2 separate regions of the Mus musculus genome follow, and region 2 is linked to region 1. Evidence: chromatin loops called from intact Hi-C (ENCODE). Cell type or tissue: heart. All regions are shown on one strand.

Evidence for each region. Hi-C counts contacts between places; a loop is a spot of excess contacts. Peaks named below come from ENCODE experiments on the same cell type or tissue, not always from the same donor. Only the 100,000 strongest peaks of a DNase experiment are listed, where the experiment ranks them.
Region 2: a loop joins it to region 1, with 6 times the contacts of the local background. A loop is called at or near these places in 10 of 42 quality-filtered maps.

Annotation. Positions count from the first base shown.
Region 1 is chr11:70,070,698-70,078,697 of GRCm38, forward strand. Gm32946 (a long non-coding RNA gene) reads left to right here and starts at 6,974. Exons shown (of 4, transcript XR_879978.1): 1 at 6,974-7,039. In heart, a CTCF peak has its summit at 4,151 (motif pointing right); a DNase peak (open chromatin) is centred at 4,174; H3K4me3 peaks cover 216 bases; H3K27ac peaks cover 722 bases; H3K27me3 peaks cover 1,343 bases.
Region 2 is chr11:70,175,899-70,183,898 of GRCm38, forward strand. No RefSeq gene overlaps it. Among named protein-coding and RNA genes, the nearest start is that of Clec10a, 13 kb to the left of the region's middle. In heart, CTCF peaks have their summits at 2,002 (motif pointing left) and 3,711; no DNase peak of the experiment used is centred here.

The sequences.
Region 1 (8,000 bases):
ATTACCTTTGTTGGGCCTTACCGAAGCTCTGAAGGACCAAATGATGACATCCATTTTAAAGAAAAGAGGAAATTCACTTACTGAAGGTCTGTTGCCTATGGTTGTACACAAGCTGTTCCCTTAGCTGCAAAGGGAAGCACAGGTTCAACCATAGACGACACAGGTTCCTGGTGTTTCATGTACACTGCTTTAACCCTTACTGTGACCTTTCTGGGTAGACCAGATGGCTAGGATTTTATAGATGAGCAAACTGAACCTTGAAGAGATGGACTTGAACAAGGCTGTACCGTGGCAGGGACCACATGGGAGCGTTTCTTACCCTCTGCTCTGATGACAGCGTCTGAGAGGGGAAGTGAAATATGTTTTCCTGTTGCACACAGGATTGGACTCTCCTGCTTGGACAACTGTACAATTGTACAATTGAGTTTATATTTCTTTTTGATATCAAAGGTAATAGTTTTAGTGATTATTAACTCAGATAAGCAGGAAGCTCATTGCCCCAGTTCTTGGAAGACTGTAGAGATTTACATAGCTTAAAAAGGTCAGACCTGCCTCCAGATGCCCAGGAGAGAGAGATCTGGACGATCAGATCAGGTTGACAGTGGCTCCATTTTCTACTGTAAACAGGACCTGTTGGATGCGCGCGGCTGATCCTGGCATGCTGCTCTGCAGTCTCTGAAGTGTCTCAAGCTTAATGGAAAAAAGAATGGATATCTATCCCTCATTCCCTGTGGAGCTCTGTTCCCCAAGCACCAGATGCCTGGACTGTGGGAATGTCAACACTTAAAAGTTTCATGCAGTGTACATGAAACACCAGGTACCTGTGTCGTCTATGGTTGAACCTGTGCTTCCCTTTGCAGCTAAGGGAACAGCTTGTGTACAACCATAGGCAACAGACCTTCAGTAAGTGAATTTCCTCTTTTCTTTAAAATGGATGTCATCATTTGGTCCTTCAGAGCTTCGGTAAGGCCCAACAAAGGTAATAGCACAGGGTGTGTTCTTTCTCTCTCTCTCTCTCTCTTTCTTTCTTTCTTTCTTTCTTTCTTTCTTTCTTTCTTCCTTTCCCTTCCTTCCTTCCTTCCTTCCTTCCTTCCTTCCTTCCTTCCTTCCTTTCTCTCTCTCTCTCTCCCTTCCTTCCTTCCTCCCTCCCTCCCTCCCTCCCTTTTTTCTTTCTTTCTCTCTCTCTTTCTCTCTCTTTCTTTCTCCCTCTTTCTTTCTTTCTTTCTTTCTTTCTTTCTTTCTTTCTTTCTTTCTTTCTTTCTTTTTCTCTATCTTTTAAATTGACATAAAAGTTGTGCAGGTTTGTGGGGTGCTATGTAAATCAAGATACACGTATACATTGTGACTTTTAGGTGTTTTGATCAATGTGGATTGCTTAGAGTGTCTTATAGTCCTCGTAAATACCCTCGGCCAGTCGTGTCCTGCCATACCTACCCTTGGGCTCCTGAGGTAGAATTCATGTCCCTGATCATCTATGGTTCTCCAGTCCATTTTCTAAGTATCTACTTGGGCAACAGGCACATCCTGCCTGGCCTGTTCATGAGCCAGTCCAGATTTTAGCAAGGCCCAGGAGCCTATAGGCTGAATGTGCTCCTGAAAATCCTACACTGATGCTCTCTCTCCCTTCTTCTATTTTTTTTTTTTGTTGTTGTTTATTTGTTTTTTGAGACAGGGTTTCTCGTATAACCCGGGCTGTTCTGGAACTCACTCTGTAGAGCAGGATGGCCTCAAACTCAGAAATCCACCTCTCTCTGCCTCTGAAGTACTGGGATTAAAGGCGTGTGCCACCACTGCCCGGCTGATGCTCTCCCTTCACTATGATGGAATGGTGGGATTCAATGTTGGTGTCTTTGATTAGATTTAGATGAAGTCATGAGCGACTGGTCCCCATGATGGGATTGGGGCCTATGAGAAACTGTAAGAACACATACATCCACTCTTTCTGACCACCGTTGGATGTGATGTGGCCACCTGCAAGAGGGTTGCTGTTTGCAAACTAGAAAGAGCACCCTCACCAGATGCCGGACCTCCTGCTGAACTTCTTATTTTGACAGCTGACCTTCCCATATTTTGGAATTATAAGAAAGGAACGTTTGTCATTGAAAGCATTCATCTTAGAACTGAGATTAGTGTTACTATTTCAGTCATGATGTATTTCCCTTGAACCACTTAATTTTGAGGAATTCTCTTTTTTTTAAAAAATATTTTTTAAACTTATGTGAATACATGTGTGTCTCTGTGTGGATGTGCGCAGTTAGTGTAGATTTCCCCAAGCCAGAAGAGGATTCGATAGGACTGGACTCACAGCGGTTGTAAGTTCTTACCCCGAACTCCCACCTGGCTACTGGGAGCCTGGTCCTCTCCAAGAGCAGCAAGCACTCCTACCTGTCCTACCTGCTGAGCCTTCTCTCCAGTCCTGGACATGTCCTAATGACAACACATCTCCAAAAGATGGGGCTGGTCATGATGGCACATGCCTATCATTCTAGCCCTGGAGGCTGAGGCTGAGGCTGAGGCTGAGGCTGAGGCTGAGGCTGAGGCTGAGGCTGTGGCTGAGGTAGGACTGAGGAGTTCTAGACAACCTGGGCCATACAGGGATACCTTGCCCAAACAAAGAAACAAATGAACAAAAGCAAAACAAAATAAACCCCACAGGGTTTCTCTGTCCTGACTGGCTTCAAACTCACAACATCTACCTGCCTCTGGCTCACTAGTGCTGGGATTAAAGGCATGCATTACAAAACCTGGCTGGGATTTTGATTTCTTTGTTGAAGTTGTTGCTTGTCTAGAGAAGTGTGTTTAGTCATCAGCTCTGTACACGGGCCTATGAGGCAGGACAGCCTCAGACCAGCTTTTGTCAGAATAAGGACCTTTTGCCAGGTTACCTGCTGACTTCATCTAGGGAGGATATTAAATGTCAGTTTGGCTACACACACACACACACACACACACACACACACACACACACACACACACAAGCTTAATTTCCTGAAACCCAGCACCGCGTTTTATCTTTAAAAGCTAAGAACAAAAGCTATTGCTAGCAGGAGTTACAGGCAGGCTTGGTGGGTGAGATAGACCCCCACCTCCACCCTCTAGGGCGGATGGGATGCTGGAATCCGGTGGAAGCATGGATCACATTTAGCCAGACTCCCAGTCCAGGGACCACTGGGTTTACAGCAGGCTCCTGTAGCCTCCCAGACACCTCACTCCCACTCCCAATCCCCTTCGTGCCTGCCAGGCTGCGGCTGCAGACGAACTTTCACTACACTTTACTGGGCTTTGCAGGCAGGCAAGGAGCAGGATGAAAAGACTGAATGATTTTGGTGCTGGGATCCTTCCTCTCCATCCGCAGCAATGGACCCCATCTCCCCACAAAGGACAGGAGCGCAGTCTCAGCTGGTGGTTCTCAAATATGCTCTTTGGCCAATCAGAGCACCGCAAAGTCTGTTGCAGGCTGCGTCAAAAACATGCATGCCAGAAGCTTCATCTTCTACTAGGTTGAAGAGATGCTTGTAGCAGACTTGAGTGTTGAGGATCCACAGAGGCAGTTGGTTAAAGGAGCTGGCTGAGAAGATACACCTGGGGTGAGACGCTGAGAGAAACTACTGCAGGAGATTCTACTACCCACTCAGTGCGTGGCAGTGATGCCCGGGGAGTGGGATTTTGTTCTGCGTGGGAAGACCCCACCCCGGAGCAGAGCTCTGGGTAGGTGCTCTTGTTTACCTCCAACCCTGCAGTTCTCACTCAACGGCAAGAAAGGATGTGAACTGTTAGAGATAGGTAAGACCCAAGACGGCCGGCCTTTGGCCAGTGAACTTAGAACACAGTCGTCCTGGCTCTGGATCTGGTTCAGCATATCTGGATTGGAACCAGAAAACTGGTATCTTCTGAGGCCACGCCTCCTTGACCTCACCGCAAGCAGTTTTCCCTGGTCACTCTAAGAGTGACCACTATTGAAAGGAGCTGGGGGTGGGGTGTGTGTGTGTGTGTGTAAGTGGTCAACTTAGTCTTAGGAGTTTAATTATGGATTTTTAAAAAGAAGCTGTAAGAACTAACGGTCTAACATTTCACTTTAGTATTTAGGAAAGAGGCATAAATAGTATTGCGAAATGTTGCTTAAGGGCACCTGAAACTGGAGCTGTACCACACGGTGGCGCTGCTATCCTGAGTGTAGGCTGGGCCACTTCCTAATCTCCATGTGGCTAACAGTCTCCCCGCCGCTGGTATTCCTGACTTATTACTTACTAAGACCTATTTTCCATCTTGGCTGTCCCGGACCCAGACCTGCCGTGCTCCTGGGCCACGATCCCCAACTCTTACGTGATGGTTATGCTCTTTCTTCTGCACCTCTTAGGCCTTGTCTTTGCTCCTTTCCCAGAGTGATGGCTCTCTCCCTCCTCCCTCGGTCCCTTGCCTGGGAATTCTAAAGTCCTCCTTCTGTCTCCCTGCCCAGCCAGTGGCCACCGGCAACTTTATTTACCAATCAAAACCAATTGGGGGCAGGGTCCCTCACTATCTTATGTGCAGATTCCCATGTAATTTTGGGCACCCAATAAACACAATACAAGAGTTAGACCAAATCCACAACACTACCCAGCTGCAAACCTGTGACCCACAACAGTTGGCACATGGGTGAGATATATATAAAAATGCAATAAGTGGCATTTGCATGTTGGTGGAGTTGACATTCACTCGACAGAGGGCAACCATGCCTCGTACTGGAACTAGCTTCCCGGAACTAGCAAGGTCATAGAGCTGAGAAGAGAACGTATTACTACCACCATTGTTTTTATTTTTCAGAGACTACTTTTAATATGGGTTCTTAAACACTTTATCCTCCCTTCTAGGCTACCGCCCAGCAGAGGCAGTGGGAAAGAGAGGTTATTAGGATACGGGGAAGTCAACCTGTTTAGAAAATCAACAGTCCAGTTCACAGGTCAACATCGGCAGCTAGATACACTCGAAAACACTTCACAGATATACAGTCAGTCAGTTCAGGAGTGTTGGAATAGCAAACACAAATCAGCAGCTGTGGCATGACCTAGCAGATATAGCCAGGCCTCCGCTGACTCAGCATGAGTCAGCAGGGACACCAGGAGTTCTTTGCTGTGTCTCTCTCAACAAAGTGAAGATCTGTGAAGATACTACAAGCATTGCAAAGCTAGCTGTGCAAGCCCCCATCACTCTCCGTCGAGTCCTATTTATACTCTCTCCAAACATCATGTGTCCTCCATGGATCTTGCCTCATCACATGTCTTGCCTCAGCATGTGAGTCTGTCTTAACAAAACTCCACGTGAGTCTGGACCGGCTGACATCACTCTGCCAATCGACCCGAGTCCGGGGAAGTGGCAAGAAGCCGCCAGCACACCACCAGAGGTTTTTGGTGTGTTTCTCTCTATGGATTCATGGCAAGCAGAGCTCATCATTGCCATGTAAGGTGAACCAATACATGCCTGTCATTAGTGAAGCATCCTTCATCACGCATCCTTTCATGTGCAAAGGATGAAAAACATCCTTTCCCCTGTGTCTGCTTCAGAAAAACAGTCCTTCATGTGTTTGCCTCAGCAAAACAACAACCAACACAACTGACTTTCCAAAGAAACTGTAAGTTTCCACTTCATACCACTTTGCTAGACAAGCATAACTTCTTCCATCATTCTAAATCTTATCCTGTAGGTATCACACCTGTCAAAGGAGCCTCTCCTGGCAGCGAATGGAGACCACCACAGAAGACCACAACTGGACACAATGCAGAGACCAATAGATTGTAGGAGGCCCAGCCATGATGGAATATATCTACATCACAGCTCCTGCACCTATCTATGGCTTAGGGAACATTGTGGAAAAGGGGGCAAAGGGTTGTAAGATGCAGGATACAGAAAGTGAAACAGTCTTTTGTAGGCATGGCTGTGTAAACAAGGCCAGAGCAATGATGATATTGATGGATAGGTTAACATGGAAGGGGGAAGTTTTCATGGAGGCCCACCCCTAGACGACCTACAGGAAACTAATGACTGCTGGGAGAGAGACAATTGGCTTCTCTTAGGGATGAGCCTTTTATTGTTTGTCTAGTTCAGAGTGATCAACCTTGAGCCATATATACACCACCAAAACAAATGGACTCAGCAGGTTGTATTAAAATACATTTGTGCATACACATATACATATATGGCAATAATAAAGGAAAACAGGTTATACATTATCAACTTCAGAGGGGGGGAGGTGCATGGAAGGGCTAGAGGAAGGTGCTGGAGGCAGGAAAGAAAGTGATACGATTCTATTTCAGTTTAAAAAATACATTTAGCTGGGGCTGGAGAGATGGCTCACTGGTTAAGAGCACTGACTGCTCTGCCAACAGTTCTGAGTTCAAATCCCAGCAACCACATGGTGGCTCACAACCATCTATAATAAGATCTGATGCCCTCTTCTGGTGTGTCTGAAGATAGCTACAGTGTACTTACATATAATAAATAAATAAATAAATCTTAAAAAAAATACATTTAGCCCGGCTTGGTGGCGTATACCTTTAATCCCAGCATTCAGGAGGCAGAGGCAATTGGATCTTTAAGTTTCAGGCCAACCTGATCTACAGAGCAAGTTCCAGGACATCTAAGGCTTCACACAGAATCCTTGTCTTAGAAAAAAAATATTTTTAAAACCTGATTATGAACCATGGCTGGAGAGATGGCTTAGTGGTTAGGTGCACTGGTTGCTCTTCTAGAGGACTCAGGTTCAATTTTGTCTCTTTGCTTCCTGACTGGATGCAGCCAGCTGCTTTAGACTCCTGCCACCAGTTCCCTTCCACTGATCCCCGCTCAGAAACCAGCACCCCCCCCCCCCCCCCCCCCGCCAAGCTTGCAGCTCTCTTTGGGACAGAGTTGGTAGGAAAGCACTCTCTACTGTGGCCTTGTGAGCCTGTTGGCCTCATTCCAACAGCAGCACAGTTTGCCGGTTCCATGCCCTGTCCCACATAGACTAGGCCAGACTGAATGACAGGGAGTGGAAATTCTCAGCAGCCCCTGCAAACCTATAAAGGTAGGAAAGTTCCTGTTTCTTGGGAGCTGAAGGCCCATCTCTTCTCCTGAGACTTTCCTCATGCTACACTTGGCAGCTCTCCCTAATCCAGCTCTCAGGATTTGAAGGGAAGGCTCTCTGTCGCTCTGTCTCTGTCTCTGTCTGTCTCTGTCTGTCTGTCTCTCTCTCTCTCTGTAGGCCTGGTCATGTCCCACCTTCAGTGACCAGGGAGCACTCTCTTACTACAGTGCCCTCTGAGGGGTAATTCTGTGTGACTTCTCTACTGAACCCTCCCTTCTGATGGCATTTTATTCATAACAACCCCCTGCCACAGTAGACTCTGCCTTTAAACTAGGAGCCTGAATAACCCCTTCCCTCCTTAAGTTCTTCTGTCAATTTTTTTTTCCTTTGAGACAGGGTTTCTCTGTGTAGTCCTGGCTGTCCTGAACTTGCTCTGTAGACCAAGCTGGCCTTGAACTTAGAGATTTCCCTCATTCTTCTGAGATTAAAGGTGTGCACCACCACAGCCTGGCATTTTGGTTTTTTAGATATAATCTTACTCTGTAACTTAAGCTGGTTTGAAAATCAGGCTGACCTTGAACTTGGAACAATTTTTCCTGTCTCAGGCCCACAATTGCTAGGATCATAGGCAAGCGCCACTATTACCAATTGGAAATATTTCGGAATAAAGCAGCTGCCACGAGTCAAAGAACAAGTCTAGCTCCTTCTTCCTTGTCGTAGACTAGATGTGGGGAGAGCAAATCTCCTCTGACCCCTCTGTCCCCGAACTAGTGACACGCATGAATACAACTATAAATACACACACACACACACACAGAGGTCTGTGTATGAAAATAACATGTCTAAGTCTATTGAGTCCTTATTTTGGGCAGCAGAGGACCAATAAACAAGTGACATTGTGAATGGCACCAGCCTTGGGATTAAGTTGCCTTTGAAAGCCCTTCCAACTGTCCTTGAAGAG
Region 2 (8,000 bases), 110 kb after region 1:
TTTCTGTGATGGTTTGAATGAGAATGGCTTCCATAGGCTAATATGTTTAAATGCTTGGTCCACAGTTGGTGGAACTGTTTGGGAAGGATTTGGAGGTGTGGCCTTGTTGGAGCAGGTGTGTCACTGTGGACAGGTTCTGAAGTATAAAAGCCAGCCCACCCATTCCCAGTCTCTCTCTCTCTCTCTCTCTCTCTCTCTCTCTCTCTCTCTCTGCCTGGCTGCCTGCTGCCATGCTTCCTGCCATAGTGATCAAAGACTAACACTCTGAAACTGTAAGCAAGGCCCCAATTAAATGCTTCTTTCTATAATTGCCTTGGTCATGGTGTCTCTTCATACCAATAAAACAGTAACTAACACACACACACACACACACACACACACACACACACATTAAAAAGAAAGTAAGTAGTGATGTTATCACAGTACCAGATCAGTTAGAGCAAGCAAAGAGATGAATTTGTGCATTGCGACAATGATGTCTGAGGTAGCCCTGAAGAGCAAAGGTTCTGTCTGAGCACAAAATTTCCAGATGCACCTGGAAAGTCAAGGAAGAGAGAGAACGCCAAGATGATGCTGAGCCTCGATGCTTTGAACATCAGGCCAGAAACTCCTGAGGAAGGACAGGAAGTGGAAGGGGGCTTTTCAGAGTCTCCTGATGAACTCGGTGGTTCCAAGCAGAGACATGGTCACTTAAGGCATAAAGAGGATCTGGTTCTGACAACACACCTGTGTATTCACAGCAGCAGGCACCCCACAACCTCTTCAGAAACACCTCCCATGCCAGCCTCCCAAGGCTCCTCTTGGACTGCCACCCTTCCCACCTTGGTGGCATCTGGATCTCTCCTGGGACCTCTCCATTCCTGAGACTACCTGGGATCTGGGAAATGGAGGGCTCTTGTGGTGACTTTTACCATGACCACGCTGACCTCCTGGCCCCCTTCATTCCCACAACTACTTCTTAGCTCTCCTTTCTCAAAGATCCTCACCAAGGCTGTATGCTCCTTGCACCTCCAAGGGTCTGGTCCTGGAGTGATGTACCCAGCCTTGGTGTCTCCACTCACATCTGCCCTTCTTGGACTTTTCTCTCCAGCTCCCTTGTGGAACCAGGGGTATTCAGTGACCCTAGCCGACTTAACTCAGTTGCCAAGACAGATGATATGAATACAGCCACCACTGGAAAGAAAGGTGGACCAACCAACAGGACCAACAGACAGACAGACAGATCACCAATTCTGGGACAGAGATGGCTCCATCTGTGCCCACTGTGTGGAGGGTATGTCAAGAGGCTAAATGGGTTACTAATGCTCACCATAGAAAGTTGAGGGACAATTCCACTGTGCCTCTCACCAAGGCCCAGCCCTCCTGTCCCTATCTAGTGCAAGCTAAGAATGGTGCTTGTGAGAGCTGTGGAAGGGCTGCTGTGGCAGCTTCTCCCAAGGAGAGATTTCCGAAAACCAAAAGTGTTCCACCCCACCCTGGTTAATATAAGCCTGGCCTTTGTGTTTGGGTTATTTTTGATATTTTCCCTATAACTATTTCATAATATTGACTTGCAGTGAAATGGATCAGTGGCGTTTTCTAAGAATGGGATGTGTGGGAAGAAAATTTAATACTTTTAATTAAAGTTATTTCCAACTGACCAATACATTGAGTTTTTCATGGAGAAAAAAATGTTCTGTTCCAACATACCCTTTATGTTAGTAACAATGTGTTAATAATACCTGCCTTGTGGGAAGATGAAAGGCCACATTTAAATCTTGGGATTTGAGGAACTGCCATTTCTGATACAGAATGAGAATCAATCGTACAAAAAATGTGGCTCAGATGTCACTGCATCGGAGATGGCGTGGATTCAGATGATCTGGTGAGATGCTCAGCAGCTCACAGCACTGGCTGCTCTTCCGGGGGACACAGGTTTGATTTCCAGCTTCCCCATGCTGGCTCACAACTGTCTGTAACTCCCATCCCAGGGGATTCAGCGCCCTCTTCTGGCCTTCTTGGGCACTGCATGCACATTGTGCATAGACATATAATACCGGCAAAACACCCATACACATAAACGTTTTTAAAAAGATAGTCACAGCTCTGAACACGACTTCTTTAGAAAACACTGGGGGCTGGCAACTGGTACTAATTATGATGAGGTTTTTCCATAGGAATTTCTTTCAGTTTACACTTGAGAGTGTTGAAACTTTCAAGAGTACTCACATGACAAATTCAATCTTTAGTTTTATATTTTATACACAGAAGCAACACACAACACATACACACAACACAGCACACACAACACACACATACCATATACACACCACACACACGCAACGGGCCAACCAAATCAGCATTTAGATGCAAAGACTAAGAGTGTTGTGTTATTAAATCAGTTGTAATTATAGTTCTGTGTAAACCCAAATTACTCTTCAGAATACACCAAACTGTTTCCTGAAGTTGAGAAGTTCTGCCTGACACTCGGGGAGTAATGGTGGCAGGAACTGCTGCGAGCCAAGCTGGGGGAACTGCTGCTCGCTTTCTGTCTGCGGAGATGGAGAATCTCAGTGAGACCGAAGGCCTGCTCTTTCCACAGCACCGGGGAAGCTTAGGTTTGGTGATGCCAGGGTGTGAAGTGTGCCAAGAGCTGGCCCAGGAATATCTCCCCATTTGGTGACCAGCCCGAGTTAGCAACTGACAGCCTGACAAGACGTGCCAAAGGAAAATCAACTGTGGTGAACAGCATCTTCTCCCTGACACTCCCTTGTCGTGGAGCAGTTAGAGTTGTGATTGAACGCCTAGTGCGAATTCTTTACATTAATTAGGGAATTGTCAGATGAAGGATAAATGATGGAACCCCAAGCTACAAGGTCGTGGAGGAGATTGTGGGACATGAGCAGATAAGATGTGAACGAGATTTCAGAAAGGAATGGGGGAAAGTCACAGACGTTGGAAAAGATGGGAATGAAATAGGAAGAGGTGTGAAGGGTACTCGTCGTGGAAGATGCTGTGAAAGGATGAGCGGTGAGGGAAGCCACGGTGGGTAAGGACTTGCTATTCGAGGGTCAGGACTGGCGTTCGGATCTCCAGTATTCACATACAAGCTGTTGGGCACAGTGGCCCACCTATAATCCTGACACTCGGGAGGCAGAGGTGGGATTCCCCCAAGGCAAGCTGGCTAGCTGTATTAGCTGAAGCTGTGAGCCAATTGGCAAATAGATAAACAAAACCAGCCAGTCAGTAAATAAAATGGACAGTGACCCAAGAACATATCTAATGCTGTTCTGACCTCCACATGCATGCACACACACACACACACACACACACACTCCCACAGACATATGAACACGCTTGTAATCAAGCATGTATAATACACACTCAAAAGCAAAAGCAAAGCAAAACAGAAAACCCAAGGGCTAGAAGTAAGAAAGTGAACTCAGTATACATGAGACTTGCTTCAGTATACGCAGTGCATGGATGTAACCTGTGCAGGAAAATCAGTCAAAACAATAAACACTGAAACAAAATCCAAACGTTTCGAGACACAGTTCAAGGTATTTTTCCTGCAATAACAGAGAGTTGAATCTGTATGTTGCATGAAGGAGTGACGCACCAGAACAGCAGACAGAATATTTGTCACTTAGGCATATTTTAATAAATCCTTGTCTCGGGCTCTTTCTTTCTTCCTTCCTTCAGTCGCATGCCACCCGGTGGTAGGTCTGAGATAGCAGCAGTTTTCGGTTAGTTCAGTGCTCAGTCTGCAGGGGATTAAGTCATTCCGGACTGCACTCAGATGCTGGTCCGGAACTCTAAAAACAAGATTATAGCTCAGCATTCCACAGAGCGTGTTCTCAGGATCCCCCGTGGCTTCTATTGAGAAACCTGAGCCTACGGAGACCGAGGGCACAGGAGAACGATCACCGCTTTCCCTGTTCTATTGGGACTTCGGAAGACCAGTCTTCCTAGGTGAGAAGAAAGATCCAAATTTAAAAAATATCTAGGATCCTACCATAACAAACCAGAGGGGGAAAAGCAATTTATGTGTAACATAGGAAAATAAAGAACACACGGAGAGGCAGAAAGCCATGAAATCAAAAGAAAGACGGGCTGGAGAGATGACTCAGTGGTTGCTCTCTTCAGAGGACCAGGGTTTGATTTCCAGCACCCGCATGGAGGCTCTCAACTGTCTGTAACTCCTGTTCCAGGGGATCTGGTGCCTTCTTCTGCCTCCATGAATTCCAGGCAAGAGCATGGCACACAGGCATGCATGCAAGCAAAACACCCATAAATATTAAATAGATAGATAGATAGATAGATAGATAGATAGATAATGGAAAAGGGAAGGAAAGAAACAAATAGCAAAGGCTATTTGTGAGAGGTGCAATAAAATGATCGCATTTAGATCAATTAAAATAATATGAAAGATCTAGCACAGTGGTGCACACATTTAATCCCAGCACTCGGGAGGCAGAGGCAGGTGGGTCTCCGTGAGTTCAAGGCCAGCCTGATCTACAGAGTGAGTTTCAGGACACCAGGGTTAGTGGAAGGATTCTGTCTCAATAAATAAATAAATAAATAAATAAATAAATAAAATGAAAAATCAAACTTCCTTAGTATTAAAAGTAGATATTGTTAATAGATTCTCACCTCAGGAAAAGAAAAAATATGAACAGTCTTTTGCCAAAAATTTATTAATCAACCAGGCAAAATGGATGTATTTCTTTAAAAGCACACATTACCAAAACTAACTCTAAAAGAAATAGGAAATCTGGACAGGATTATATAAATTCAGAATGGAGTTTGTAATTTAAATTTTTTCTAACAAGGAAAAGGTCCAGTTTGCAAAGGTTTTTTTTTTTTTTTTTTTTTTTTTCCTTGTTAAGTCTATCAGGCATCTAGAAAAAGGTAACCTCTGGGCGAAGGATAGGGTATGAGGGTGGGTCGGGAGTGTGGGTCGGCTCCCGCAGCTCCTGAAGGGTACCATGGACAGTTAGACTTGGCCCTGTGTGCCTCTGTGAAGGTGGACAGTGAGGGCAACAGAGACAGATTATACTCCAAAGGGAGGACAAGAGAAGAAAGAGGTGACAGGGGAGCTGACAGTCACCAAGGAACAGAAAAGTAGGACCCAGCCCCAGAGTTCCAACCCCAGAAGGAAAAAGCCAAGGCCACGGTCAGAGGGTGGGCCCGTCCTGGTGGGGGCAACAGACTGGCAGCCCATGGTGAAGAAGCCTGCAGTTGTACACTTTAAACCAAGTGATGTGTGTGTGTGTGTGTGTGTGTGTGTGTCCTCCATGACCTGACATCACCTGAAGAGAAAGGCCTATTGTTTTAGACTGAGCTGCTTAAAAAATGAAATTTTCTCTTTTTCAAGTTAAGTTCTTACGCGTGTGTCCAGGTGCGTTAACTCCTCCCACGGAGTCTGGCAGAGGACGTCAGCACCCCTAATGCTGGGTGGGGCTACACATGGTTGTGAGCCACCCCGTGTGCTTGCTGGGAACTGAACTCTGGTCCTCTGCAAGAGCAGCAGTTGCTCTTAACTGCGGAGCCACCTCTCCTGCTACACCTTAGCCCTGAGCACGAGGAAGAGTTGTCACTCCTTGGGATACGCTAGGTGGTGTTGAGGCAGAAGGGGTCAGGAGGAGCTTGTGGAAGTTTGGGCTGCAGTCCTCAGTGGCTCTGAGTTCTGAGACAAGGAGCCAGCACTACCACCTGAGGATTACTGCAGAGACGGAGCTCCAAGCCCACAGCTGGTGGATCACACACCTGCTTGCCATCCCCGTCCCTCCTCCCCTCCCCCATCCTCCCCCCCCCCACACACACACCCTCACCCCTGTGGAACCATGAGCCCAAATAAACCCTTCCATTAGTTACCTTGACCATGATGTTTTATCACAGCACTGATACAGAGTCGTCAGTGGCCACATGTAACAACAAATGCAGATGTCTTTGTAATGAGTGAAGGAAAGTCACTAAGCAAAAAATGAGCAGAATCAGAGTCAGTAAACAGCAAAACAACCCAGGGGATCTAACGGCCAACAGTTTATTGTGGTGCTATGACTCTCCAGTAAAGTTGGGTGGGGGAGCATCTTAGGAAAGTGTCCCTATCCTCTCAGGGATTTTTCTCCCTCGCAAGACTTCTTAGGGGTTCTCTAAGGAAGGAACAGCTGTCCCTGTCATTTTGATCAATGATCTCAATGGCGTCCTGGCTTGTCTTGCTCAGACTGGGCTCACCGATCCAACAGCAGGGCATCTGGTAGCCATTGTGGGTCTACTTGCTATGAGGGTAGGACTGGAAATGGTCTCCATTGACACTAGTGTGGTCCTCCCTTCTCCCCAGGCTCGTTGGCCCTCAGCCCTCCAGGATGAAGGGAACAGAGTCGACAGAGAGGGTTTCGGACTGCCTGGGAGTATGAGGGAAAGAACAGACTTATCTTCGTGGTCAGCTTTGGGGAAACATCAGCTTTATTCAGGATGAAGCAAAGGTTATATAGTTTTGGGGGCCGGGGTAGGAATATCCAGGATGAGCAAAGGTCATTGGCTGAAGGCTAAGGTCCTGCGATGCCTCATTACCATAGGGAGGCATCCCAGGAATCTCAGGTGCTTGCTGGATGGCTTTCTTAGTGGGGAGGGGAATTGAACCTGTAATCTATCCAAGGCTACATGACATTCCAAAGGTAGTGGGTATATGGGTTTCGGATTCCCCAGACAAGGTCAGAGAAGGAGAAGCCTTGCTGACAAAGGGAGTCCACCATTTTGCATGGAGCTCAGGACTTTGCATGAATGTCAGACTTGGACTTCAGCAACAGAATTTCTTGACAGCCAGCTCATACCCATGCCTGCTGTCTGGGTTTTCTGTCATCTAGTTCCTGCTCAGAAAGAACAGCCAGCAAGCTGGGAGGGGTAGATAGAATCCAAGTCTCAAGTGAGAGGAATCTGGGTCAGATCTCTGAGAAACAGACCTGACGAAGGCCATTGGATGAGCAGAAACCAGTGTGTGCCCATAGTTTGTCCTATCTGTCACTTCCAGACTCTTTTAAGGCCATAGAGGTATACAGGTATACGAGGTCTTTGAATAAAATCCTGGAATGACAGAAGGACGATGATGACTTCTTGCAGTCTACCAACTGCATAGATAAGCCATTCTGAACATTGTCTTGTGCTCATCCCAGTGCCCATTACATCCCATTACAATGTTTGAGGGCAGCTTAGATGGGCATAGTTTCTAAAGCTCTGGGGTCATGCTAATGAGAAGACAAGGTCGAGGACCAAAAAGTAGGAGCCCCTACCCGCTCCTCCTTGGAGTGATAACTACTGCGTAAGCATTCTTCAGTTGTCAGTTCTTGCTGGCTTTGGACCAGCACTTCTTTGAGCAAACCAGTAGCATAAATAGCAGCTTCCTTTATAGTCCATCCAGTTAATGGAACAGCAGATTCTTTCAAAAATCTGATGGGGGAGGGGAGGATGAAAAAGTGGAGGCTCTTCCTAGAAGGCCATGGACAGGAAGTGGGGCTCACTATACCCATAATCCTCCTTAAAGCATTGCTCTCAAGATTAGCCATGCACCGAGTTAGAGATTCCAGGTTACCCGCTGCTGGATTTGATATACCACAAAGAGTGATCTGAGACCCGGATAAGAGTAAGGACAGGGGACTGGATGTACTCTCGGTGAGTTACTGGAGCACAGATGCCCTGCGGAACCCAGCCAAGAAACCTCCCTGCACTCCTACATGAGACATGCCCAGGTATAGATAGGAGCACCGGCACCTGACCTACTTTGGGCTCCTGCCTCTTCCTCCCGTCAACTCTCAGTGGAAACTACTTTTGGGTTCAAACTGTAAGTTAGAGGTGTGGGCAGCGCAGCACAGAAAGTTGTTTCTGTTCACACACTCTTGGAGACCAGGGTCTCTTACCTGCGTCCAACTCCTGCCTATGACTCCCTACCTCAACTTTCACAAATGATGATGTTTCTTGCAAGGTATGGCCCAGAAGTCAAAGGGCTCGAATTTATGATTCAT